4 separate regions of the Mus musculus genome follow, and all the other regions are linked to region 4. A link is a contact called in ENCODE Hi-C or POLR2A ChIA-PET data. All regions are on one chromosome and are shown on one strand. Each heading gives the region's core, a stretch centred on a gene start or an enhancer-like site at or near the end of the contact. The rest is flanking DNA. Distances are from core to core; before and after follow the strand shown.

What was found. A loop is a pair of places that touch in the nucleus more often than their neighbours do. ChIA-PET counts read pairs that join two places held with the same protein, here RNA polymerase II (POLR2A).
Region 1: a loop to region 4 is called in a map of T-helper 1 cell, with 2.9 times the contacts of the local background. The contact joins two enhancer-like sites. A Hi-C loop is called at or near these places in 3 of 37 maps with a recorded cell type or tissue (T-helper 1 cell, T-helper 17 cell and regulatory T cell).
Region 2: a map of T-helper 17 cell shows a loop between it and region 4 (4-fold over the local background). The contact joins two enhancer-like sites. A Hi-C loop is called at or near these places in 4 of 37 maps with a recorded cell type or tissue (T-helper 1 cell, T-helper 17 cell and T-helper 2 cell). POLR2A ChIA-PET finds 5 or more read pairs at or near these places in 1 of 5 experiments (Patski).
Region 3: a loop to region 4 is called in a map of T-helper 17 cell, with 3 times the contacts of the local background. The contact joins the promoter of Itpr2 here to the enhancer-like site in region 4. A Hi-C loop is called at or near these places in 2 of 37 maps with a recorded cell type or tissue (T-helper 17 cell and T-helper 2 cell).

The regions. Positions count from the first base shown.
Region 1 is chr6:146,407,783-146,415,074 of GRCm38, reverse strand. All of the region lies in intron 9 of Itpr2 (inositol 1,4,5-triphosphate receptor 2), which reads left to right. Among named protein-coding and RNA genes, the nearest start is that of Itpr2, 91 kb to the left of the region's middle. Within about 2 kb of position 5,019, at least 1 of the 3 ENCODE cell types and tissues checked has a DNase peak (open chromatin) inside an H3K27ac peak, as active enhancers do.
Region 2 is chr6:146,267,188-146,273,722 of GRCm38, reverse strand. All of the region lies in intron 37 of Itpr2 (inositol 1,4,5-triphosphate receptor 2), which reads left to right. Among named protein-coding and RNA genes, the nearest start is that of Gm35596, 51 kb to the right of the region's middle. Within about 2 kb of position 3,387, at least 1 of the 3 ENCODE cell types and tissues checked has a DNase peak (open chromatin) inside an H3K27ac peak, as active enhancers do.
Region 3 is chr6:146,500,534-146,507,551 of GRCm38, reverse strand. Itpr2 (inositol 1,4,5-triphosphate receptor 2) reads left to right here and starts at 5,329. Exons shown (of 57, transcript NM_019923.4): 1 at 5,329-5,765. The coding sequence starts at 5,674.
Region 4 is chr6:146,004,896-146,012,240 of GRCm38, reverse strand. The region is part of intron 2 of Gm32838 (a long non-coding RNA gene); the gene reads right to left. Gm32914 (a long non-coding RNA gene) reads left to right here. Exons shown (of 4, transcript XR_869600.1): 2 at 6,184-6,336; 3 at 6,547-6,673. Among named protein-coding and RNA genes, the nearest start is that of Gm32914, 5.5 kb to the left of the region's middle. Within about 2 kb of position 2,125, at least 1 of the 3 ENCODE cell types and tissues checked has a DNase peak (open chromatin) inside an H3K27ac peak, as active enhancers do.

The DNA of each region.
Region 1 (7,292 bases), core at 3,770-6,269, 400 kb before region 4:
CATGACGAAGTCTGGGCAGCAGGAACTTGAAGCAGCCAGTCTATGGTAGGGGGCAGAGACTTAAATGCTGGTCCTCAGCCTGCTTTCTCCTTCTTAATGCAGGCTAAGGTCCCAGCCTAGGGGATGATGCTGCCTACAGTGGCCAAGTCTTTCTACCTCAGCCTTCTCGGGCTGACCCCCTACCTGTGTGCTCAGAGACCCTTCTCTCAGCTGATGCTAGAGCTCACCAAGTTGCCCACTGCAACCCACCGTCACTGTTAGATCACGAATTACTATGGTTTTGTTTGTATATGCAATGTGTGTTTTTATGTGTTCATATATGTATGTGGAGGATGGATATGCATGTGGGTGTTTGTGTATGGAGTCTATCGGTCAGCCTCATGTATCTCTGCTCAGGAGTCCATCCACCTTGGATTTTGAGACAGGATCTCTCACTGTGCTAGCTGATGAGGTCAGGCTGGTCAGCTAGGGACCATGCCTTTACCTTTCTAGACCTGGGGCTATAAGCATGTGCAACCACCCAGCCTTTTCTCCCCTGTGTGGGCTCTGAGGATCAGACTCAGGCCCTTATCTTTGCAAAGGTGGGGGGGAGCACGTTATTGGCAGAGCTCTTTCTCCAGCTCTGACACGGGAGTTATTTTTAAGATGAAAACATTAGTCAAAGACTTGAAAATCCAAACAACTACCACAGGGGCTGGGGATATAGCTCAGTGGCAGAGAACCTGCTAACATGCGCAGCAAGCCCTGGCTCCAACCCCAGCATGGCGGCAGAAGCTGGCAAAGGAGGCCCATGGAACGGAACGGGCAGCTGGTTTGCTTATGTATGTGGCTTGGTTTAGAATGTTCTGTGTGGTTTCACTCTTCCCACATCTGTGTGTTATAGACATGGTTGCTTCCTTCTGGTGCTGTGTAGCTCAGGTGGTGTCAGGCTCACATTCTTTATCCATCCCATCATGAGCAGCAGCTGGCTTTTATGGCTCGCACTAAGGAGAGGGAAGGGACTCCTCCTCATGTGAATTCAGCTTGCTTTCAAACAAGGAAGTGTGTGGGGTCCAATGGCTGATCCGTTGCGTGGATATGTTTGTGTTTGGAAGGTTATTCTGGAAGATTGAAGGGGAGTTGACAGGAGCAGAAATGTTTAGACACGAACCTCCCAGGAGCCTGGGAGCCATTACCAGGAGTCAGGGCAGAATTTCACAAGGTTTGGAGGGGGGATGGGGAGCATGGGGTTGGGGTGGGGGAGGGGGCACTGGTGCACAGGTCAGGGTGTAGCCAAGTGGCTTCATGCAGAGTTCTTATGGGGATCCCAGCAGTAGGGGGAGCAGGCTGAGTTCTCACAGCCTGCCCTTCCCAGGGAGAAGCAAAACTCATAAAAGGGAACCCAAAGGCCTGGGTGATGCTTTGTATAACATTTGTTCAAAAATCAGGCTGGGGATTGTCCTTTTATTGCACGGAAGGGAAGCACCCAGCAGGGGACTTGAACACACCAGGGCCATGATCTCTTTCTCTCTCTTTTTTTATGAATGTGTTTTAGACATTCCTGATCAAAACAGATGACCTAATCCTTAGCTGCTTTTGAGTTTATGGTTATTTACAGTGGCAAAGAGAGCCTAGAGTTGTACAAAGAAAAGACTATGACTCCCCCCCCCCCCCCCCCGCTTTGACGCTATGCATTTAACCTCTCTTGGAATCTGAGTTTCCTTGTGTGTGGTCAAGGCGAACATATATGTCATATGGGGTTGTGCTAGGAGTAAAGAAGACAGGAGTGTGCAGCACAGCTCTTGTGTGCACAAGAGTCTAGGAAACTCGTACTTTCCCTCTTGGAGAGAGGAAGGAGAGGGTGGAGAACAGCGCCCTGTTCCCACTAGCATCAGGGCCCTTGTAGCCAACTATTGGCTCTGTCACAGTGTTTATGTGTTTGTCCCTCTGTCTGTGCATTGTGTGTATGTCTGTCAGTGATTGTCTTGTTCTTTATAATGTACCCTGCCCAGCTCTCCCCTGGGGGGGAAGAATGTCTCACACTGTAACCAATATTTGGTGTTTCTTTGTTAAGTATCAGTGTGTATGTGTGTGTGTGTGTGTGTTTCTCTGTGTGTGTGTGTGTTATTGAGGCTTGAAGCCAGAGCCCTGGCTGTGTGAGGCGGGCACTCTGCTAATGAACTATACCTCCATGTCTAGTTTCCGCTAAATGACAGACTGGCTTTGACTCACTAGGTAGCCCAGGCTAGGCTTGAACTCGTGACCATCCTATCTCCACCTTGCAGGTAGCTGGGATTGTAGGTATGCACCAGCAGGGTCTGCTTGTTCTTGGGATATCCAGGAGGGAGAAAGTGGAACAGGGCAGCTTAGTTAGTACACCTGCCTGTTTGGGAAGGAAAATCTGCAAGGCTTTGACATAGGAAGTGCTGTCTCCAGGAGACACCAAACATGTCAGATACTGTGCATAGCCACACATGGACACAGGCCGATAGCACTCTGTGGTTTGAGCCAACTGCTATACAGGGAATACCCTGAGCCAGCTCGGTAAAGTGGTGAGTCCAGGTCTAGGAGAAGCTGGGAGACTGACACTGTCAGCCTTGCCTCTATCACAGTGTGTAGTTGTTTATGTGTCTGTCCCTCTGTCTGTGCGTTGTGTGTACGTCTGTCAGTGACTGTCTTGTTCTTCATAAGGGAGGGCCCCTACCCAGCTCCACAGTGTGGAGAGTGTCTCACTGAATCTGTGTTTACTAGATGCGGTGGCTGAGTGGAGAGGAGCTACGGCAGCTGCAAACCCAGGAGTTTCTGTTCACAGAAAAGGGGATCTAGTGTCAGAGAGTCTGTGTTTTCCTTAAAGTTAAAATAAACAACCCTTAAACAAAACCCAATTATAACAACCAGAGCTGGCCTTGAACTGCTGTACTGATGCAGTCTGCCAGAGGTTCTGACAGTATCTGCAGATGTTTGATTGACACAGTTGTGAGAGGGACTGGACATCAAGAATGGCTAGCACAGAGGGCTACCTTCTCCTCCCTGACAGAATTATCTAGTCCAAAACACAGAGGCCAAGAAGCCTTGATCCTCACTAATCTGAAATTTCGAGGTCACTTACTGAATGCCTACTATGTGGAAGCGCTGACCTGGTTTGGTGCTGGGGGCACAGGTGTTAAGGTGTGGTTACTGTCCTCAGGTTCCTGCGGTCCCCATGGGAACCATGTAACACACCACTGAGCTGCGGGCTCTTACCGTTTGATGGCTTCCATCATGCATCAGTGCACATGCTAAAACCAGTAAATTTAAAGAAGGCAACTTTAAACTAAGAACAGAAAAGAGAAAGAAACCCTACAGTGTTATGATCACAGTTCCCAGGCACAACCCGTTAAACCAGCATTCAGCTATGAAGTTAAGTCATTCAGAAGAACACGATGAGCTTATGATTGTTGTAGAAACAGAGTCCAAGGCAAGCAGAGCACTTCCTGTGGGGCTTCAGCAAGCGATTGTGCACCGAGCATGCGCAGTGGGGCTTCTGCAAGCGCTTGTACACCGAGCATGCGCAGTGGGGCTTCAGCAAGCGATTGTACACCGAGCATGCACAGTTGTAAGCCACTGAAGACCAGGCTCTACATTATGGTGAATGTAGAAAGCATCAACGCTTAGGACAGCACTGGAGGATACACGTGGGTTTTATTCTGCAAGACCATGAGTAGCCGAGGTTAAAAGATGCCCTTCCTCAGCATGAGGAGACTCGCCACACAGTGTTAGAAGATGCAGATTAACTTTCCAGAAACATAGAGGGCCAGAAAACCAGGGTTGAAATGTAGAAATAAGCATTTAATTACAGGACGGGTAATTCAGACATTTGGACTTTATGTGATTGCAGACTTGTCACCTGTCTCTCTGTAATGTCACTTCCTTGGGACACATGAGTTAGTCAGTCAAGGTGAAGGTGGCAGATGCGGACTGTACAACTGTGCAGACGCTGTGACTTAGAGACCTTAAGTTCGGGACCGTGCCTGTGGGAGAGAAAACAACGTCATCTGAGGAACGGCTAACACAGCCTTGGAACCAATCCTGCCCCGTGGGAAGGGCAACACTCGGGCATCTCTGCTCCCCATTCACTGCTTCAGACATTTCCACACTGTGGAGCTCAGTCACTAAAGCAACAACTTGGTATTTCTTTCCAAAGCAAGACAAAGCAAAGAATGTAAAATAATTTTGTTAAAGATTTCACATGGCCTTTGGCTTGGCAAGCCAGGGTCTCATTTTGTTTGGACTCGAACTTGCTATTTTTCAGAGACTGGCTTTGAACTCCTGATACTCCTGCCTCACCTTCCAAGTGCGTGCCGCCACACCTGGCTGTCATATTTCCTTCTAGAGTAGCTTACTTGGGAGTTGGGGAGAGCTCAGTGAATAAGCTGCTTGCCTTGAAAGCACGGGGTTCTTGCCATTCGGGACTTACCTGAGAAGGGCCAGGCGTGGGGGCCTGTGCTTGTAATCCTACCATTGGGTAAATGGAGACAGGCTCTGTGGCCAGCCAGCCTAGCCCATCAGGAGGGCTCTAAGCCAGTGAAATACAGTGTCAATTAAAAAAAGAAGTGAGTGATGTACACCACACACACACACACACACACACACACACACACACCCCAGTGAAGAAAATGGGCTCGCTTATTTGTTTGTAACTAGGTCAAGCGTCCACTAGATGGCACTAAACCCCTACTTCCTAACTCCAATACTCCTAGGAACAGTTAATAAAAAAAACCACTAAAGTGCTGGAAGAGGACAGTCTTGGCGTCCCATGCTCTGAGAGTGAGGAGGCAGGAGGCCAGGATTGTCTGCAGCAGCAGCAGCTGTAAAGTTGAGTCTGAGGCCCACATAGAAGACACTTTCTAGAAAAAAAATAAATAAAAAGAAAAGAAACAAACACCAACTAAAACAAAACCCCAAAAGCAAAACAACAGCAGCTAGCTAGGGAAATGGCTCAGCTGGGAGATTGCTTAAGCAGATGACGGCTATCCCTGGGACCTGCAGTGTGGTTGGCGCTCCTCGCTCAGGTTGCCAAAGGGTCTGGTGCCCTCTTCTGGTCTCTACAAGTACTGCACCTGCATTCAGGAACCCACTTGTGCCCCCACCTTCACCCCCACCCCCAAAGGACTAGAAAGCAAGACTATGAGCGTGAATCATGGGCTTCTGTGATTTCAGTCTGTTTCCTTCTGTTGTGTGAGTGTAAGACTGCTGGCATCCTGCATCTGACTCGGTACAGTTAGCGAGACTCTTGTGGCGACCTGACTTTCTCTTCTGCACACTGCACTTTAATTGTGTGTTTTGATGAAGGCTACCTGTCGATATTGCCAGTAACCACTACATTCTCTCATCCACTCTCTCCACCTTGTGGACCCTGAATTTGATCTTGGCTATCTCACGGTCTTATAAATGCATGAAATATTCTTAGAACTCGGGTCATTTCCCCACAGTGACACCTCTCCTCCCCGGTTATAGGCATCACAACTTGGGAATCAAGATAAGCATATCTTTCCATGGCAGTTTCTACACTTAGATGCTGATGACTGTAAACATATAAGACTGATGTAAACATCATTCATTTAACAGCCTCTTTCGTGCGGCATGATCTTCCCTTTAGCTTAAAAGCCTCTGAGGTCCCGGGAAATCTTTCCTTCAGCATAAGAGCCTATCTGTGGAGTCGTTCTGTTTTGGCTCACACCTTTCTGTTTGCTGGAGGCAGGAGAGGAGATGTTGCAGTCTCTTGGGGTGTGGCTTGCATTCCTCAGACCTGTCACACATGGCTCTGTGTGACATTCCCGTCAGTAGCCCACATCTCATCTGTGAAGAATTAAGGATTAAGAACATTTCTCAGAAGGGGAATTGTGAAGTTAAATGAATGAACTCTCAAAAGCATTTTTAAAGAAACATCACACAAGAGGTTCTGCAAACTCAAATTAGTCCTACTTCTCTTACTTGTGGTGATCTCTCTCCCTTATCTCCTGATTAAAATTCAACCTGCCCTTTAATGGTTTCCTTGAACACCAGGAATAATTATTTTTTTTAATTTTATGCATATGAGTATACTGTACTGTATGTATGTCACTGTTTTCAGACACACCAGAAGAGGTCATCAGATCCCATTACAGATGGTTTGAGCCCCCATGTGGTTGCTGGGAACTGAACTCAGGACCTCTGGAAGAGCAGTCAATGTTCTTAACCACTAAGCCATCTCTCCAGCCTTCAGGAATAATTCTTATATAAATTAGCTCATCACAGATCACTCCATCCCTCCTGTGACCTATGTTATTTACAAATTATTCATTTCTTTCTCCTAGCTCTGGTCAAATTCTGCTTTGTAGTATAGCTGACCTTATTTATGTCTTATTTTCCTTCTGAGGTCACAGGGTTGGTGGCCAGGGATAGGAGTCTTGCCTAAAATAGCACAGGCCACAAAGTTTTCTCCTTAAAGATGCTCTGTTAGTGTTTATTACAAAAGTTCTCTCTCTCTCTCCACCATGCCTGACTTACAATTCAGTTTTTTTCTTTTTTTTTCTTTTTTTTCTTGTATTTTCTTCAATTACATTTCCAATGCTATCCCAAAAGCCCCCCCCCCCCCCACTCCTCTACCCACCCATTCCCATTTTTTGGCCCTGGCATTCCCCTGTACTGGGGCATATAACGTTTGCCTGACCAATGGGCCTCTCTTTCCAGTGATGGCCGACTAGGTCATCTTTTGATACATATGCAGCTAGAGTCAAGAGCTCCGGGGTACTGGTTAGTTCATAATGTTGTTCCTCCGATAGGGTTGCAGATCTCTTTAGCTCCTTGGATACTTTCTCTAGCTCCTCCATTGGGGGCCCTGACAATTCAGTTTTTTAGCATCATGAAATATTTTCCTTTAAAGTCCTAAAATATCCAGGAACTGCCTTAGCACAACTTTTTCTTCCTTCTTTAGCAACATTCTTCTTTATGCATCATTCACTAATTACTTTGATAACTACGGCTGTTACTATATTTGGGGAAGAGACAAAGTAGTAGACTTTGAGGTGTGCATAATTTATTGTTTACAGCTAATGTCTGTGAATGCATGTGGCTGTAAGTTTATTTGGGTGTTTTTCTTTCTCTCTAGTAGTAACTTTTCTCACAGCCATGACACAATACTATCAACAGCAACAGAAGAAGAAATGGCTTATTTTGCTACAGTTGCAGGCTATGGGCCATCTTGGTGGGGACGACAAGGTGGCAGGGCTCTGAGGCAGTCACCCCGAGGAGCAGAGCCAGATGGATGCTGGTGCCGATCTCAGTTTGTCTTT
Region 2 (6,535 bases), core at 2,138-4,637, 260 kb before region 4:
ATGAATCCCAGCAGGAATGTTGACAGCGATGGACTCAGAAGCTGGGTTCTGGGTCTGGCAGGGTTATACTGGTCTAACTAGGTATAAATTGTGTCCCATGAATGGCTCAGGAATGGAGAGAGAAATGACACTTTGAAGACTTAATTCTTATTGCTTTATGTATAGAGGTGTCTTGCTTGTATGCGTGTATATGTACCATGTGTATGCAGTACCTGTAGAGTCCTAAAGAGGGCATGGCATCCTGGGAACTGGAGTTACAGAGGGTACCCAGCCACCCCGTGGGAGCTGAGAGTTGAACCCAGGCTCCTGAGCAAGAGTAGCCAGTGCTGTTAACCACTGAGCCGTTTTTCCAGGCCCATGAGAAGAGCTAATTTTAAGAAGTAAGTCTTATAGGCCTTAGGGTCACGGAAAGAGAAATATCCTAGAAGATGGGGATCACTGCCTAGGATGGAGCACAGGCAAACGTATGCACACACCATGCTCAGGATACAGTTTGCCGTGTGTTGAGTTTCCTGTTTGTGAGGTATGGAGGCTTGTTTCTGTCATCCTGGAGTATAGATTTGGAGAGTTCAAACTATCTTCCCAAGGTATGATAGTCAAGGCTGTGAGAGTGGAATTCATCCCTGAACTTACTGGCTTGGGGGTTTTGATGAGAGCTGGCTCACTCTTTGAGGTGTACCTGATGTGATGACGTTGGTGAGCAATACCCAAGACAGTGAGGTCCGTGGAAGAGGACTGTAGCTGTCCAGACCGGAACTTCTGAGATGTATTTGAGATATATCTGATCAAGGATAACTTTGTATGTCTGTCATAAAACCCAAACTAAAATGTATCAGACAGAAGGTATAGAAGAGAGGGCGTGGAGACCTGGGCTTTGGAAAGCTTTGGTGATGGGCAGGCCATAGGGACTTGAGGATGCTGCTCTCTTGCTGGTCCCTGTCTTCATGGCTCACCTCCTGGTAGCAATATTTACATTGAAATCTTTTGAAAATCACTTACTATAGTGGGTGCTGTGGAGGAGGACAACTTTGTGAGTGAGGCTGGATTAAGCTTAGGTTTGAACCAGGCTTACTTGCCTATCTTGTCAGGCCTGGATTCATTTTTTAAGCATAAATTATTTGCACAAACTAATAGCATTATTTGTGACATACTTCTGAGTGTCTATAACATATTTTGGTTGCTCCAACTTCAACACCTGTGTATATGGCCTCCCTGCCTCCTTAGATGTCAGTGGGCAGACCATAGAGCAGGGCTACAATTGAGATGCAATATCACAAGTTACCAGTAGGCGTCACTGTTCCATAAATGATGTCTCTTGGAGTAGCTGAGTACAAACCTTTAAATTATATAAATGTTTTCATTTCTTCTCATTGATACTTTGAATTCTCACTATATAATTTTAAATATTCAAGCCAGGTGAGATCAAAACTGTTTCTACCTAAATCTAGTTCAGGTTTTATTCAGAATTCTAGTCATTGGTGTTATTTTAAACAACTCTTCCCCTGTTTAATTTTAGCTACTGTAATATTAAATCGCTTCCTTCGGTATTACTTTGGTATTTAATAAAGACATAGGTGCATCTTGGAATCCTGAAAAACACATGTTTGTCACTTCTTCTGTGTGTTTGTGGGTAGTCTCTGCTTTCTCTTCATGTGTCAAGTTCATACCATCGCAGGTTGCCTGCCAAGCTCTTGTTTTTGAAAATAGCAGGCACACATTGATTGCTTTATACCTGGGTTCAGGATCTTTGTATGTAGATAGACTTTTTTTTTAGAATGAGAATTCGAATACAGAAAAGGATAGGTGTCCATTTGGCATTCAGTGCTTTTTCACTAGGGCCCAGCATTAGCATAAGAGAAGGCCTGGGGGTGCGTAGATGCTCAGTCACATTCACCACACTCATGTGAGCTCAGCGTTAACAGAGTAGCATCACCAGGAAACTAGATATACTCATGATATCTCATGATAGTGCGTGTTCTGTCCAAGCGCTGGGAACAAACCATGTGTGTCTGGAGTTAGTTGTTCCTTGGGGCTCACATTTGGAGAAACACTTATGATTGACAATTGGTTATACTTACTATAACATCTTAAATAAATTATCCCAATGTAGCCACAATCTAAAAGTTTATTTGAAAGGGCAGGGGGAGAGTTGTACAGTGTACATTTGACACCTGCTTTTGCTGTGGCTTGTGGTGACTTCTGTCCTGATATGATCTGTATACAGTGTGATCACTTTTAAAAAAGACCTCTCCCTACTGGTAGGCAGGAAACCGTGTCTTGTGTTCACTGCCAAGAAAGTCCCCAGGCACATGACAACACATGTGTACACTGCATATCAGAGCTGCAGGGTGTGGTTGGAGGAGACACGGACGGCTGAGCCACTGAGGCGGCTCTGCCAGCAGCAGCCTGTGGTTATGTAACTCCTGCAGTGTCTGGCGCTGTGCTTCACTGGAGACAAGTCACGTGCTGTGCAATGCCATTGCCTGAAATTCAGTTGCTCTGAAGGATCCGTGAGTCTGCGTGAGAGAAGCTTTGGCCGCTCTGTACTAGAAAGCAGATGTTGATCGGCTGCACATAACTGATGAGTGTGCACACTAATTCCAGCAAGGACATTTGCTGTCTGTCTGTCTGTATCTCATTATGCTCCTGAAGAGAGAAAATTAAGTATTATGTAATACGGACAAATAATGAAGTGGAGGGAAGCAACTCAGTCCTCCTCACTAGAAAAACTTGTCCCACATCACTTAAAAATATTTTTATGATGATTCAGCAATTAATGCAACAACAACAACAACTATTCCTACTACTACTACAAAAGTAACATACTGGACATTATTTTTGGGAATTTGTGTAGGTAGCAACCAGTATTTTCCCCCAATGCGTGGTCTATGAAGGAAAAAGGAAATTTGCAAATTTTAAGGAACATTAGTGAGAAAAAATTAAATTATGAGTTCAAGTGGACTTTTCTTTTTAAAAGATTTTTATTTTATCTTTGTTTGTGTATGTGCATCTGCATATGCAGGTATCCACATGGGCCGTGGAGGGTGCCAGACCCTTGGGGCCTTTGTCCTTGTGGGGCCATCTTTCCGGCTCTTCAGATAACCTAGAAGGTTATCTGAAGTTAGAAACTTTGGGCAGATTTTACTTTCTTTGTGAGAGTTGTGGAATTGGGACCAGTCAGAAATTCACCCTTATTATATGGCTGAGACTTCAGATTGCATCTCTCAGAAGGAGATCTGGAGTCTGCAGGAAGGCAGCGGTCGGTCGGTGTAGGGAGAGAGGCTGAGGGTTCATTTATCTTCCCTGGGGCCTCACAGAGAACCCAGAATACAGCCAACTTGGGCTCAGCTCTCCTGACCGCCTCTGGCTTCCTGCCTGCAGGATTTCAGCAGTCAGACCGATGCTAATGGCTGTGAGTAGAAATCAAAGGCCCTGAAGCCCAGACTCAGTCCACTCTGCTGTGTCAACAGGGATTAGCTGTTCAGTTCTGTGATTTTGGGTAGGTTCCTCTTAAACTGTAACAAAACCAATGTTGTTCATTTTTTTCCCTCTTGCAAAAGGTCTTTTTATTTTTCTCTTATTCGTTAAAACCTCCGGATGGGAGTTTGTTGAAATCCCCATTTTTATTCCAACCTTATCGTACATATGTGGATTCTGCGTGTTGTTTTCTAACACACTCAAAATGAGATTATAACAATCAGCTCTTTCATAGATGATCTGACTTAGGCGGGACATTCGACACACGTGTGTGATTTACTTTCCTGTCAGCAGAATGCATGTTTGTAGGAGGCATGATCGTTCCACTGGACCAAAGGGTAGCAGGGCAGGGTTAGGCTGCTAGTGGTGATGGGATATGGGTTTCAAACAGACCATTGAGTGTTTCACATGTCTGTGCAAGTGGTCCACACCAACAGTGTGCGAGCGGTTCACACCCACGGCTGCAATTTAGGGCAATGCTGATTAATTATCCTTGGGATGCGGGTCCCAGGAGGTCTGCTTTTGATTTAATTTATCTAATATTCATGTGCATGTGTCTGGTGCACATGTGTGTATATGCATGTTTGCATGTGTGTGGTGGACTCAGGCTTGCATGGGTGCATGCGGAGGCTGGAGGTTGATATCAGGAATCATCCCAGCTGCTCTTTCATACCAGACACAGGTTTCTCAGCCAGACCCGGAGCTCTCCCGAAAAGGCTAGTGTCTCTCAGCTTGTCCTGGGGGTCCCCTCTGCCTTCTGAGGTTGTAGTTACAGCTCACCTGCCACACTTGTCTTCCCGAAAGAGTCTAGGAATCCAAACTCCAGCCCTTACACTTGCATAGAGCACACACTAGCTGCCTAGACAACTCCCCAGCCCCAGCGATGCTCCCTAGGTGGCTGTGATGTGAGACTCATGTCTACTTCCTGTCTAATATTCTCACCTTCAGGGACAGCATCTCCACACCTCTATTTATGCTGTGCTTCTGATGTGGATGGATATGTTTGGCCCTCCTGTGGGTTCTACAGAGTGAAAACATTTAAAAGAAAAATTGAACCAAATAGTACTTTTTTTTATTATTTTTTATTCCATAAAGAATGTAGAATAGGGATTGGAGAGATGGGTCACTGGTTAAGAGTACTTGTTTTTGCAGAGGACTGTGGTTTAGTTCCCAGCACCCACATGGAGGCTCACAACTGCCTTTAACTCTAATTCCAGGGGATCCAACTCTTTTTCTGACTTCTGCATGTTCCTGTATACACATGTGTGCTCACATACACGCATACACACACACACACACACACACACACACAATAATAACTCAGAGACAATTTCAAGTTTACCAGTGAATATATGTACGTTATATGCAAAGACCATGCTGTTAGGCCTCCAATGCAGGTATGCACACACACACACACATATACAGCATGAGTGTGCGTGTGTGTGCACATGTGCTTATGCCGCTCATCTTATATATTTAACCAAACTACACATAACTTATCCTTGTTGTTTCTTGGCAAAAGCATAGTAGAAAATATCTCTAGTCAAGACAATCATAAGCTATTCTGCGGCTAACACAGTGCTGGTGTTCTTTAATAGCTGAATGGCATGTGCTATAAAAAGGCTAGCTAGCCTCCAGGTCTGCAATCGAGACTCTCAGTATAACTTTGTTAATGAGCTGGTGATGGAAGGGCAGCTTGTTATCCTCAGCTACTGTGGTTTTCCTCTTACATCTTTACGCAGCAATAAAGGAGCTGGCTGTCCTGCATCCTTCAATTGAGTCTGGCTTTTTGTTTATTTCTTTTCTTGGCTTTATTTAAATGATAATGCAGATCCAATAAATGGCTTTGGCCAGGACTACCTAAGTCTCCTTCTTTCTTTTTTCTTTCCTTTTTTTAAAAATTAAAATTGGTTATTGTATTTATTTACATTTCAAATGTTTTCTCCCTCCCCAATTTCCCCTCTGCACCCCCCCATCCTTCCTCTTCCCCCTTCCCTTGCCTCTATGAGGGTGCTCCTCCACCCACTTACCCACTCCTGCCTCACTGCTTTAGCGTTCCCCTACACTGGGGGCATCAAGCCTTCACAGGACCACGGGCCTCCTCTCCCATTGATGCCAGATAAGGTCATCCTCTGCTACATATGCAGCTGGAGCCATGGGTCCCTCCATTTGTACTCTTTGGTTGATGGTTAATTCCCTGGGAGCTCTAGGTGTTTGGTTGGTTGATATTGCTGTTCTTCCTATGAGGTTGCAATACTCTTCAGCTTCTTCAGTTCTTTCCTGATTCTTCCATTGGGGTCACTGGGCTTAGTCAGATGGTTGACTGCAAGCATCCGCATCTGTATTGGGCAGATGCTGGCAGAGCCTCTCAGGGGGCAGTTATACCAGGCTTCTGTCAGCAAGCACTTCTTGGCATCAGCAATAGTGTTGGGGTTTGGTGTCTGCAGATGGGATGGATCCAAAGGTGGGGCAGTCTCTGGATAGCCTTTCCTTATATTCACCATCCCCCATACTTTGTTGGCAAATGATTATCTTGTTTTGCTTCCAATATTTATATTAGAGGCGGCTATTGAGAAAGCAAAATTAAATCTGTGTTTCATGACTCCCCAGCATCATGAATTAAACTTTGTGAGTATTGCAGAGGGATCTGCATACAAGGAATGAGCTTTAAAATGGTCGTAGTTAATACCAGGGCCTATGGAGTTACTTTGCACAAATGTACTTTTTCCTGAGAGTGTGCCCACAATGGTGCCCCTAGCACACGACAACAAAGGGTTTGAGTGGCAGCCACTAAGGTATATATATATATATATATATATATATATATATATATATATATATATAAATTTCAACTTTGGTATTTGTACCACATAATAAATAAAGAGCAAACCTTAGGGTCACAAGTCCCTTCTGGTCAGTGCCAGCACCGGGTCACCTCGGGCGCGGAGTTGGCAGACACCCCTAAAGTCCCTAGAGGACTCTCCACACGATCTTAGGACCTCTGGTGAGTGGAACACAACTTCTGTTTCAATCCAATCGTGCGGGACCTGAGACAGCA
Region 3 (7,018 bases), core at 4,080-6,579, 490 kb before region 4:
CTGATTTTCATAGTGGCTACTTCATTTTACACTCCCACCAGCAGTGGGCCTTAGCTTTCCTTTCTCCACATCCTCTCTAGCATGGCCATTCTGACTGGTGTGGGATGGAATCTCAAAGCAGTACTACTCCACATTTCCTGGATGGCTAAGGATACTGAACACCTTTAAAAATACTGATGGCTCCATCCACGTATGTGGCAGAGGATGGCCTTGTTGGGAATCAGTGAGAGAAGCAGCCCTTGTGCCTGAGGGGGTTCAACACCCCAGTGTAGGGGAATGCCAGAGCGGGAAGATGGGAGTGGGTGGGTGGGTGGGGGAGCACCCTCATAGAGGCAGGGGGAGGAAGGATGGGATAGGGGGTTCTGAAGGGGAGACCTGGAAAGGGGAAACCATTTGAAATGTAAATAAAGAAAATATCCAATAAATAAGCTAACATCCACAAATAAAAAATGCATTATTTAAAAAATATATATTTGTATTTCTTCCGTTGAGCACTGCCTGTTCTGCTTGTTAGTCACTTACTGATTGGATGACTTGGTTCTCCACGTTTTCTCTCCGCGGTTATTTACATATTCTAGACAGATAAATATCTGTTGTGTAGTTGGCAAAGATAAAAGAAGTTTTAATAGTGAGGTCATGTATCCTAGAGATAACAGCTGGACCTAGGTTCTTTATCCAGTCATCTAGCCTGCGTCTTCAGAGTGAGCTGAGGCCAGCTGCCCTTAAAGTTAACCCTGACGGGTGTTTAGCTATTCCTGTAGTGCTGGTTGTTTTCTGGTCTGTTGTCTGTGGTTTATTATTTGCTGTTTCTCTGTTGCCATTGGGACTTCGCTGGGTGCTGTGTTGGACACAGTGGACTCCTAAGCTCTCCGTCATGAGCTATTCCCTTCATTTTCATAGAATGTTGGATGGGGAGTTACGGTGGAGGCAGCTATGTGCAGCACATAACTACATGCTGTGTTTATTCTTCAGATTCCTTGGTTTTGAGATAGGTTTTCACACTGTAGCCCATGTGACCTTGAACTCTTGTAATTCTCCTGCTGGGTTTACAGGACACCCTGCCAGGTAATCTTTGAAGGATGTATTCAAACATCAATATGTATGTCCAAGGGGCTGGGCAGATGGCTCTGTGGTTAAGGACACTGGCTGCTCTTCCAGTGAGGGCTTGAGTTCAATTCCCAGCACCTAAATAGTGACTCACAATCATCTGTAACTCCAGTCCCAGGGGATCCAATGCCCTCCTCTGGTCTCTGTGCATGTAGTGTCCAGACATACATACAGTCAGAACATTCATACATATAAAATAAAACATTTTTTTAGAAAAGTGTATGATGTTTTAAATTCTTTCATCTGGGTGGAGCGTGAGGATCTGGTGATATGAATGAGCTGCAACTGTGTGGAGTCAGCCCTGGTGGACCCCATTCCTGGTGCAGAAGAGAGATGCACATTGCTGCACTTGTGTGTGTGTGAGCCTGCACTCGTGACTGTATATGTGTGTGCATGTGTATGTAAGCATGTGTATATGTGTGTGCATGCACGTGTGTATATGCTTATATGTGTATATGTGTGTATGTACATGTATGTGTGCACACGTGTATTTGCATGTGTATGTATGTACATTCATGTGTATATATATATGTGTATGCACATGTGTGTGCACATGTGTATGCATGTATGTATAAGCATCTGTGCATGTGTGCATATATGTATGTGTACATGTATGATTATGTGTGTATGTATGTGTATATGTGGTATATGTATATGTGCGTATGTATGTACATGCATGTGTGTATGTGCATTTATGTGCGTGTGTTAGGTGTTCAACTTTCACTCTGCTTTCATTCTGAGTCTTATGTAAAGTCCTACAGATGCACCACTGGAAAAGTCTAGTATCAGGTACTCCTAGTCAGAAAAACAGATTGATGCCAAATGTGGGCTTAAAGGTCAGGAAATAGTTTAGACAGCATTTTTGACAGAAAAATCCGAATTTCTGCTGCCTTGTGATTGGCCCTTATTTCTGGAATTTTCCCCAGGTAAATAGATTGCTTCTTATAGGCCACATTACATGAGTTCTAGCTTTGGATCGTGTACCAAAGAATGAACAAGGGTAATATTATTTGGATGACAGATGGTTGTGTTTCCCTGAGGTTAGAGTGTTCTGGGGTGCACAGGCCACCTATTGTGTAGCATTCTGACTGGAAAATTTTAACCTGATCCAACTGGGAAAATATCAGGTAAACAACAGTGAGGGATGGACTAAGAAATAAGTTAACTGTATTTTTCAAGTATAAAAATGTTACAAAAGATATCATATAGCCGAAGATTGAGGATTGTCACAATTAAAAGAACTTAGGAACATGTGAATGAACTATATGACCCTGGACAGGAATCTGTCCTGGGATGGACAACTGGCCACACTGGAATAAAGACAGCTTAGATAAAAGTTTATACCAGTATCAAATTTCTTAGACACTTGAATTTTGTTCCTTAATACTGCATGAGAGACTCGCAGTAATGACAGGTAAATCGTCATGATATTTGCTATCTACATCAAAAGATCCTGAAGATGTGTGTGTGTGTGAATATGTGTATGAGTGTGTGCATGTATGTGTAGTGTGTGTATGTATGTATGTGTGAGTGTGTGTGTTTGTGTGTGAGTGTATGTGAGCGTGTGTATGTGTGTGAGTGTGTATATGTTTGAGTGTGTAGTGTGTGTGAAGACAGCCATAAAACTTGTGATAAATTATAAATATTGATGAATGCACTGTATTATTTTGAAAAAGTCTTTCACAAATTTGAGATTATTAAAACAACAACAAAGAACAGGTAATTCCTCAGTGAGGCCTTTGCCTTTGTCAAGGTTTGCTTGAACCCCGTGTCCTGGGCCCTGCCCTTATCTACCCATGTGGTGGGTGAATCTTCATTGTCAACTTGACTACATTTGGAGTTGCCTAGGAGGCACACCCCTGGGCATGTGTGGGTGTTTTCAGAGATGATTAACTGTGGAGGGAAGACCCATTCTAAATGTGACTCTATTCTATGGGACGGGGGTCTCAGGCTGAATAAAGGGGGGGGGGTGAACAGGACAGATACCTGAGCTCATTTGTCTGTTTCCTTACAGTAGATGTAACAGCTGCCCTGGGTTCCTGCCGCCATGCCTTCCTTCAAACCCCAAGGGAAAGCAAACCTTCTCTCTTTAAGTTGCTTTTCCCAGGTGTTTCATCACTGCAACGAGAAAACTTACTAATGCACTGTCCTCTTCCAGAGTGATGACAACCCTCAGCTCAGACCTGTTGGGGTTGGTTCTAATGCTACTTGTAATTAATACAAATTTAATACACAGGAACCGGTATGTATACCTGTAAGAGACTGAAGGTTCCTGCCCCCAGTTGGCTTTGATTGGTGAAAGAAAGAGCTGCCAGCGGCCAACAGCTGGGCAGGGAGACAGAGGCGGGACTTTTAGATTTCCTGGGCAAAGGAGAATGGGAAGAAGAAGGAGGAGAGTCACCATGATGGAGAAGCAGAGAGATCAGATTAAGAGCTGCAGGAGAAAAAGCATCCAGGCATGTAAGAGTCAGAGAAGCAGCCCCAGGCAAGGGAAGGTATTGAGAGGTACCTCGGGATGATGGCGTCTTACCCTAGGTAACTGGACTCCTGTCCTGGGACTCTTGGTTTTAGGGGGCCCTACTCTGGGTTGAGGCTGGTCTCACAAGAAGCCAGAACTTGGGAACCCAGCTTGGCACGTTATCTGTTTGTCAGGAGAAACAGTCACACACCCATTTTGTTCCTGTTGGCCTGACTTTGTATAAGAAAACCTTCCAGGTTTAGGCCAGCAATTGTTGAGCATCCATTGGGCCATCTCAGAACACAACTTCCAATGCTCTGGATAGCAGATGCCTCCATCCCAGACCCATCTTGTTTCACCTAGAGATTTTATAACTCAGAGCCCATCCCTTGTTTCCCAACACCAATATGAACGTAGACAGGACAACTCCTAATGGGCACCTCTCACCTACTAAGTCACCAGATCTGTGGGCTGGTGATGTGGCTCAGTTGGTGGGAGGGAGAGGAAAAGGAAGAGAGGCATTGGAAATGAGAATACACTGCTTCTACACAAGGTGGGGTTTGTCCCACACCAAGACTCGAGACTGGCATTTCCTTTCTGTTCCTTGCTGTCTAAAACCTTTCCATCCCAGGCATCTTTGAATTGGAAGGCAAAACTCCCCTAAACTCTGATTTTGGTCAGCTGTGGTTTGATCACGGCATTCGCCTCTTCAGTATCTTCCACAGGGTAGGACCAAACATTTCTAAAACAGTACTCTAGAGGTGGACTGACACACAACAGAGGGGTTGCTCCCACTCATGTCCTGCCTCCAGTTTTATTTATTATAACCTTGTGTGTGTGTGTGTGGGGGGGGGGTTACAAAGGCTGTCACCGGTTCCTGGAGATGGAACCCAGTTACCCTCACTTGTGAGCCCTCACTGCCATCGCTGACCCACCCACTGACGGTCACCAGGGTGGTCACCATAGCAGCTGCAGCTGCTGGATCCTTTTATCCAGTCATGAACTTAAGAAAAACAGGATCCAAGAACAGCTCCACAGGAGTGTTTCCTCCTTTCCTCTTCTCTTCATTTGTGTCTTCTTCAACCCTTTCCTCCCTCTCAATTAACTTTTCCACTCAAAACATACATCCACTCAGACTCCAGCTTTTACGGTCAGGATTCTCCAGGCCTCTGCGTGGTGGTGCGAACACCACAGCGTTTCACCCACCCTACTCCCACCCCCTCCCACCCCCATCGCCTGCGGGCTCCTACTCTCAGCTGGACTGTCACCGGCGCGCCAAGTTCCAAGCAGCGTGGTTGCTCTGCGCCCTCTTCCAGTCGGCGTCCCTCAAGGCCGGTTCCATCTGAACCCTCGTGTCGGCAGTTTTCCTCCAAACCCCTCTAAGTCCCTTGCCTTTTGCAAATAGGGATTGTCTCTGCGCGCTCCGGGTCGTCCTGTCTACGCTGGCTGCACTGCACCCCTTCCCAGCCCGCATCTGGAAAGTCCTGGGTCTCTCCTGGGTCCTTGGGGTCGTCTTCCCTCCCCTCCCGGAGTCACTCCAGACTGTCGCTGCTGGTCTCGGGGCTGCCCCTCCAAGATCACCCTGAGCCAGAACCAATGCCCCCGGCTGAGTCCCCGTTACCCCCGCAGCGCCGCCCAGCGTGGCTCCCACGCCTCTGTCCTGGCCGCTTCGGGGTGGCCCGTCCCCCGAGAACTGGCCCCGCCCCGGCCCCGCTCCGCCCCTGGCCGCCCAGGCTTGATTGGCCACGCGCCCCCCTCCCCGGGGCTTCTCCCCGCCCTCTCGGTCCGTGGGCACCGCCACCTGGTCTAAAGAGTCCCCCAAGGGGACCTAGAGGCTCCGCTCAGGCCGGGAGCGAACTGTGGGGACGCAGAGGGCTCGCGGGCCAGGGAGGAGGAGCGAAGGTGTAGGACAGAACTTCGCCAGGAACAGGAAACCTACTGCTGGGCAGGGGCGGCGACGGCGGCGCGGGGCCATCGCAGTGTCCCCAGCGGTGGCCTCGCTGCCGCTCCTCGAGCAGAGCTGCTTGGACCCCTCTGACCCAGCGGGCCTGAGCTCACCCTTGCGTGCAGCGGAGACAGCAGGGACAGCCACAGGAGCGTGAAGCAGCATGTCTGACAAAATGTCCAGCTTCCTCTACATTGGGGACATCGTGTCCCTGTACGCGGAGGGCTCGGTCAATGGCTTCATCAGCACCCTGGGGTAAGCAGGACGTGCTTTGAGCAGCGCCAGCCAACTCGGGTCCCTGTCCCTCTGGCGCGCGGCTTGTCTGGGGTCTGCGCCTGGGACAGCCCCGGGTCCCCTAGGTCTCAGCGCGCAGGAAGCCGCGAGCGCTTCTCAGCAACTTCATAATCTCCAACCCGAGACACATCCGAGAAGAGGAAGTGGTTCGCACGCCCCAGACAGGCCCTGCGAGCCTGCCTTCCCTGCCTTGTTTTGATTAAAATGTGTGTTTTCTCCTCATCTTCCCTATGGCCCGTTCTCAGCGCGCGGCTGGAAAGAAGGGTGGGTTGAAGTCCCAGGCTTTGGCCATGAAAGTAGGCGATGTGCACCGCGCAAATGTGGCTTTGTCCTGCTGGAGGAGATTACCAGCCCCTCTTCGCTGAAGTAATTTCCTTTTGGCCTTGCCAAAGGAGGACTCACTCCTCAGGCTTTGCCAAAACTGGCCTCCTGGGCAGCCAGGGTTCTAGAACTCAGCTATTCTCTCTCCCTGTCCATCCCCTTCGCCCAGTGAAAGGAGTTCAGCCTACTGCAAGGCCCTTGTGATTCGAGTTTGTATATGAACTGGGGAAATACTGATGTATATCATACAGAAAAGCAGCGTGTTAGTTAGGTTAGGACCATTTCTGGTTTCTAGAAAATTCCTTCATGGTGTTCGCGCTGGTGAACAGTTAATTGCACTCTATGATATATTTTAGTGCACAGGTAGTTTTTGGTTACTTCACAGGACTTGCCTCAGACTGTCTTATCTGAGGAGATTGAGGCTGGTGACTGCTCTCAGCTGTTAGGTATTGGAGTCCTGTCCCCCGGGCTGTGAGGGAGAGAGCCTTTCTGTGACTGTGTTGCGTGCCCAGTGCCTTCTCTGGAGGACACCAGTGGCTCCACAGTTCCTGTTCTTTGTTCATTTCCCCACAGATTGTGGGAAGGAAGGTTTAATTGAATATCTTTTCCATGTTATTTGCTCCTGAGATTGAAGTGTGAAAGAAGTACTTAGTCCAAGTGTTTCTGCTTGATCCAGTTGTTTCTGAAAGAATTCACAGTCCAAGTCTAGTCTGGGTCCAGGATAGTGCTTCATTGATGAATCCTGTCAAACTTGGTAGGCATGAAAGGTGTCACCATTTAGCAGCTAAAAGGAGGGGCTCTAGAAACAGAAGGTTTGTGCTGGGATCCCCACCCTTTGGTTTGCAAACCTTATGACCCTGGGCAGGTTATGAAATCTATCTGGGCTACATCTC
Region 4 (7,345 bases), core at 876-3,375:
AGGGGGTTTGACACCGTGCTGCCCGTACAGCCACAGAATCTGCCTTTCATCCTAAGAGCAATTTTAGGCTTTAAGTCAGAAACCTCTTAATCCTATTAAAGAAATGTACAAAAAAAAAAAAAATGAGGAAAAGCATCAGAAGAGAGTGTGAAGCCAGGCTAAGTAACACCTCTAACAATCAAAGCCACAGCAGGGGTTGGTGGACCTTCCTGTTCCCAAGCTGATGGCCCCTCAATGGCCTCACCACCTTGGAAGTGGTCTTAGAATCACAGCCAAGTTCTCAGGGCCCAGGAAGAGAAAAGAAAGCTAGTTACAAGTCTCCCACCTGTCCAGTTGTGCTGCCCACCATATTGGCTGTGGGTGGGGCTCCTTCCACAGGATAAGAAGACTTGAGCCCTAGTGGGTAATGCTGGCAGTGTCGACCTGTTCCTGACAGGCTCCAAAGAACTTGCTTCTTCTCCTGGGCTTGGAGATGGTGGCTCAGTGGGTAAGAGCACTTGCTCTTCAAGCACAGTGACGTGAGTTCAAATCGCAGCACCCTTGTGAGGATCTGGATGTGACTGCACTGTGCCTTGTAGCACTGGTATCAGAAAGGTGGAGATGGGTCAACTCTGAGAGCTTGCTGGCCGCTGGCCAGTCAGCCTAGCTAAAAATATGGTCTTCTGGTCCAGTGAGAGACTCTATCTTAAGGGGATAAGGTTAAGAGCAATAGAGGAAGACACCTGATGGTGCACAGGGTACACGAACCTACACACTCATGTACATATATCATATACACCACAGAAAAGAAAAAAAAAAACAAAACACTTGCTTCTCCATGTCTACCTATTTGGCTGGGAGACAAACAGAGGCAGGGGAGGAAAGGGGGAGAGGGAGTACACTGTATAGGGATGTACATATACATATATGGAGGGAGGGGGTGACCATGCATGTGTGGGCCATGTGTAACCATGCACTGTATAGAAATGACCACGCATTTGTACACCTGCATTGAATCAGAACTCAGCTGGCATTTCCCAGGTGCTGCGCACCTTAGGGCTTTTACTTGCTGTTGCTATTGTTTGAGATTGGGGCTCTCATGAGTCTGAGTCCACTGGTTAGGCTGGGCTAGCTGGAGAGTGAGCCCCAGGGATCCACCTCCTTCTGCCTCCGCATCTCTGGGATTACAAGTGTGTGCCACCACACCCAGCTTTTCAACGTGAGTTCTGGGAGACTGAACTTGGGTCCTCGTGCTTGCGATACACTGGGCCACAGCAGCTTGGACTTCTGACCTCAGCTCTGGGATGTCACTGGCTTTGTTCTTGCTGTCCTGATTCCAGGACTACATCTATACACAACACAGCTCTGCTTCTTTTTCTTCCTGGCACCCACAAAGGTCTCCATCTCACCTCAGACACTCATTAACACAGGTGTCTGGGGCTTCCCTAGAAATGATGTGGCTTTTGCTGCTCCTACTGGGCAGAGCCTGCTGTGGCCTTCCCAGAAAAGCCTCTCTCCTTTGTCCTTACAGGGCCTGAATTGGCCTAGTTCTGGGAAGCTGCCCAGTGGGAACCAACCTTGTTTGCAGTCCTTGTCTGTGTTTGGCATAGGGGAGCCTTTCCTCAAGGGACAGCCTGTACCTGAGCTGACTCAAGCCGAAAGGGTGGCCTGGCCTTCCTTTTCCAGATCTGTGGTTTGATAGTATTCCCGACCCAACCACAGTTGCCTTGGCAGCAGGCAGTCCCTGAGGCCTGCCGGGAAAATTCCATACTCCGATTTGGCACCTGTTCCTGGTAGCAGACAGGCCTGGACTGCTAGGGAAGAATGCAGACATGATAAGTTAGATACTGAACTGGTTGGGGCAATGGCAGTCCTTGCAGACAAAAGGAGCCCGAGAAGCTGAGTGAGAGAAATGGCTTCTTGTTGCTCCCGTGTGGGCAGTAAATCCCTGCCCTCCCCAGGATTGCCCTGGTCTGGCAGGATGGAGCACAGATGATCCCCGATGGCCTACGTGCCAGCCACAAGCCACGCTTGAACACTGCTAGTTCAGCCTCCACAGAGAATCCCTTCTCCGGGGATGAGAGCTGCTGTTCCAAACCCCAGTGAACTGGAACGCATCCACCCTGCAGTGCTCTGTGGCTGGCTGAATCGGGATGTTGGCCTGTGTGTGTGGGAAATGTCGCCCGTTTCTCTGAAATCTGAGTATAAAAAGCCATGTGACCATACAGGAGCTATAGTTCTAAAAACGTTCACTGCCTTGTGCTTGATACCCTCAGTTCCTTGGGGTGGCAAGCAAGCTTCTGTCTTAATGATAGTCTAGCATAAAATAATACAAATCGTTGATTTCTGTTTTAGCCTGCTCATTCCAAATGGCTGGTTCGGAACAGGTGAGAGATGAAGGTGAGAAGAGACAGAAATAATACTCCACGACTGTCTCTTTGGCTCTGGGGACATCTCCTAAGAGGTCAACGCTCCTCCTTGTGCTTTGGAGCGTGTGTGTGTGTGTGTGTGTGTGTGTGTGTGTGTGTGTCCGTGTCCCATGCTGGGAGCTGGGAAGCGGGTCCAGTCTCCTGCAGCTGCGGTGCCCAGCCGAGCAGAGAGGGAACAGCGGGAGGTGCAGGCAGGCATAAGCTTTGGTAAACTGTTGTTGACATTACATTTTATCCACAACTAAAAACCACCTTTGAAGGAATGAAATAAAGCAAAATAAACAAAACAAAGAGAGGGAATAGTGAGAGAACCCTGTTTTCTTTACTGGGAGGAGAATGGAGAAGGAAAAGGATAAGGACCCACAGAGCCCTCAGGCATCCCATGGGAGATGACAGCCACTGCCCTCCCCAAGGCATGCTGAAAGCACCAGCCTCTCAGAGCAGAAGGGAGGGTTCCTAGTTGGCACCTGAGAGGTTTCCAGGGCAAGCATCCTGACCAAGGAGTGCTGCTGTGAACAGAAAGGACAGCCAGGAGTATGCCCAACAACACTGCAGACAACCCAAGTGGCCAGGCTTCTATGCCATCTCAGAGTCCTTGAACTACAAGGCAGGGGTCCCAAGCCTCACCGGGAAAAGGTTCTAAGTGTCTTGCAAATGGGAAAATCCTTATAATGAGTATGCATAGAAAAGGCATGAAGTCATATCACCCCAAAGAGGCAGAGATGGGGAACTAGCAGAAGTGAAATAAGCCCCCAGCCAGCACCCTTTGATGGTGACTATGGCTATAAAAACTTCAGAAGCCCACAGAGGGAGAGAGAGCAAAGGCCTCAGAGGGCAAAGACAATAGACATGCTGTGAGTCTGGCATGCCTTCACCTGGCCTCACATGGCTCTCATGGTAAGTAGAGGCTGGAAGATGGCTGTGTGCTTGCTGATAGTGGGTTGTGTGCCCAGATACCCTGTGACTCACCTGCAGAAGGCACTCACCACACTCCCATCTGCTACCCCTGCTCTCCGCCTCCAAACAGAGCTGGCAGCTGGAGATGGCCCAGGGACTGTCACTTTCCCTCCCTTTTCCACCCCACCTATCAGAAGTGACTCAGTTCCCATCAGTAACCCCTAGCTGTCCTGTGGCTTGAAGAACACTCACTCCTGTGTTAGCCAGCTAGGGCTGCTATGATGAATCCTCCCAACGGGTACTTCCAACAATAGAAACGTATTTTCCCACTGTGGAAGCCCACAGCCAGAGAGTGAGATCCACCACCAGGGGTGGTATGCAGAAAGCAACCTCTCAACACCATGCTGCTTGGCTGTGTGCCCAGATCCATGGAGACCAGCCGAACTGGATTAGAAACCTCCTTATCAATCTCGTTTAGCCTTAGAGCCCTCTTTTAAGGGCTTCAAATATTGCCATGTGGGAGTTCAAGGTTTTACATATGGATCTGGACTCACAGAGACACTGTCCTGTCCACAACACGCTTGGTAAATGTACTATCCCTGACGTGATTCCAGAATGAATTCCCTTTAAGCAGGAGGTAAGCCAGGGAGCCTAGACCCACCACTGCAACCCTGCTAGCATGGAAAGGAAGCCCCGTGTTTTTGTCTCCCGGCAGGGATGGTCCAGGCATGGTCAGCAGAAGGTAATTTTTTTGTTAGTTTGACTTTGCCCTTGGAGGTGGGAGCTCAATTTATGTTGTGTTTCTATTCCCATCTATGTTCCTCAACACCACAGTTTATTTAGGGACTCGTGTATCCATGGAGACACGGAGAACTTCTGGGGGACTTCTGGCCTGCTCTCTTGCTGCCCGGGTGCTCTCTACCACGGACATGAGAGTGATGATCTTAGCAGCAATTCGTCACGCCTCCCACAGCAGCATCTGCCAGACGCCCCGAACATTTTACAGATGAAACAAACCTCTCCATTAGTGATAATATGCACTCGAACCTCACAAGCTCCTCACAAGAGGAGAAGGAGAGTGTGACTTACTCTAAATTGTTTTGATTACTGAGTGCGTGTAAGTGAGCTGCGGTACAGGGAGATTCATGAGTAGCCTGAGACCTTTACTGGGAGCATGGCGTCAGAGCATGCGGCCTCCCAACTTCTAATCAGCCTCTTTTGCCACACGCCAGAAGGAGGTGAAGGAAATAAGACATCTGATTTTAATAGAATATTTTTAAAATCTCTTTTAGAGTAATATACCTTAAGGAAAAGATATATCTGACTTGGCAAGGAAAGTTGTCAGTCAAATTCATGAGACTTGGGGTCTGTGAATCGGCTGCTTCCATGGTTTATGGCAGTGGGGGTGCCCAGGTGGTAGGCCTTGCCTAGGACAACTTGCTTTTCTGGTGCTGTGTGTGGCACAATCCTTCTGGCCATCATACAGAGCGTGGCCGGATGAAAGATACCAGCATTAGACGGCTGGCCTTCTAGAAAACAGAGAACCCCGTCCTTCTCTCAGGTTGAAGGAAGTGCACTGTGAGGCCACTCTATGGCAGATGGAGATGCACTTATCCATCTCCATGTTGCTAATTCCATTCAGGAAGATCAAGGGCTCTTTCCTAAGAGGGAGCTAAGGAAGTGCTCTCTCTCCCTCTCTTTCTCTGTCTCTCTCTCTCTGTCTCTGTCTCTCTCTCTCTCTCTGTCTCTCTCTGTCTCTCTCTCTGTCTCTCTCTCTGTCTCTCTCTCTCTGTCTCTCTCTCTGTCTCTCTCTCCCGCCTACAATCTCACTTTGAGAATTGGAAATTTGGGGAGGGTGTGGTGACATTCTCTCACCAACCACTCCTGGCAGATAGAGCTGAGCTTGCCCCTCCCCCTTTCCTTCAGACCTCAGACTAGATTTAGAAGCCTCCTCAACAGAACAGCTGTCAACAGAGGGCTTTGGCCACAGGGTACCTCCTGGGCAGCTCAGATTTCCTAGTACGCCACACTGCCTGCAGGCTTCTCACCCTCCTCTTTATTCCTACCCAAATGAGGCCAAGTCATAGACATGATAAGATGTGGTGGATAATGGAAAGGGTCCAAGCAAGGTGGGGGACTATAGAGAGGAGCATCTCATACGTATATGCACAGGCATCACCTGCCAATCTGGAAAACGCACGTGCTCTGATTGGTTAAGTGTGGAATGGGTTCTGAGAATCAGCTAATATATTTGTTTCTTTCTAATCTAACATAACTATATTTTTATCTGTGCATAATCATATTTAACAGTACCATATCAGATAATTCAAGTTTGGCAGAAGGAAGTTGTTCTTTCTTTAATGTTCTCATCACAAAGCATTTAGTATAGCTGCTAGACAACACAGTAAGCTGAGTCCAGAATCACTATTTAAAAATCTCTGAAGGAGGCTCTTTGGTCCCAGACATAAAATAATCTAGTTGTTGTCAATGGTTTGGGCTTGCAATGCCCCCCCCCCCACAGGCTCCTGTGTTTGCACAGCTGCTCCTCAGTGGGTGTCACAATACTGGGGAATTGTGGAACTTCAGCTGGCATTAGGAATTAGGGACTCGGGGGTGAGCCTTGAAGGTTACAGCTTTTCCCTGCTTCCCAACCCAATCTCTGTTCCTCAGTCAGTGTCATGTGAGAAACCATGAGGACAGCTCCTGCCACCACAGATAGTCCCACTTCAGCTGCCCCTGCCTTCTCCACCACGGTAGACTGATCTTCTGAGTCAAAACAAACCACTCCTTCCTTGAGTTATTTCTGTCAGGCATTTGGTCACAGTGACAGGAAAACTCAAAGAGCTACCTCCCACCCCACCATACCTGCTTCTCTTAGAGATGCTATCTGGGTACATGAAGAAAGGTTCTACCCTCTGGGGCCTCGTAGTAGAATGAAAAGATGAAAGATGATGTCTGTGAGTTTGCCTGGAATCTTCTGGAACATCCCCATTGTCTGCTCTGAAGTGGCTGCCCTGGGATACATCAACTGGTGAGTCTCCTCTAGGCTTCGAAGTGAATCCGATAAACTGATCTGAAAGAGTGTTAATAGATAAATGGCATAGATGTCCTCCTGTGTTGACGAAGACAATCTAGGCACCTAGATGACCTTAAGCATGATAGTCCTGCTTTGTAAGGGCCTCTCAGCTTGTGCCATAGTGCTCAGTGCTTGGTGTCTGTTTCTTCCCCTGTGTGCACCCAGTAGGGCTAGTGACTCAGAGACGACATCGCTTGCCCTGGGTCTCATCACAATCCAAGCAAAACTTGAGCCCAGTCAAAGTAAAAGAGGATGCACAGAAACACCAACAGTGCCTGTGGGCCAATTGAAGGTAATTACAGAATAAAACTCAAGAGCCCTCACTTTTACCCTCTGTGGTTCAGGCGTCCGTGTACTCCTAGATCTGGCCATAAGCAAGCATGAGGCAGTTTAAATATGTGATACGCTGAGCAAAACCCTTCAGGCAAGCAAGTCCTTTGAAGTGAATGAATTTATGAAGTTCAAGGCCACAACTTAAAAACACACATTTCCTGTTGCCTAATTTGCAAGAGGAATAGAGCTTAATTTCTTCCTCATATACCACTCGCTGCAAAGAGGTCTTGACTTGGGTCCTGCTGAAAGCCTCTTTCAGTCGCATCACAAAGAGGCTGGAGTTTGGGCTTTTAGAGCTCTCTGCTAAGAGTGCTGTTTAGTTGCAAACCCACTCCACAATCAAACATGAGCCCAGGAGAGGAGCCTGGGCCTGCGGAATAGAAGGGGCCATCATTGTGCATGTGGGACCAAGGTGTGCAAATCTTTCCACCAAGCTAATGAATTCTCCCAGCCCCCTTTCAGTTTGCTTCTGAGTTTGGAAGGAAGCAGCGGGCAGTTTGGGTGACTTGCCCAGGGCCACAAAATTTGCCACTAGTAGGGTTTGGGATGACACAGGGGTTCATCCCAGGCTCACAGACCTTCCTCTGTCAGGCTTACCTTCCTTTGGTTCCGCTACAGGGATATTAGAGTT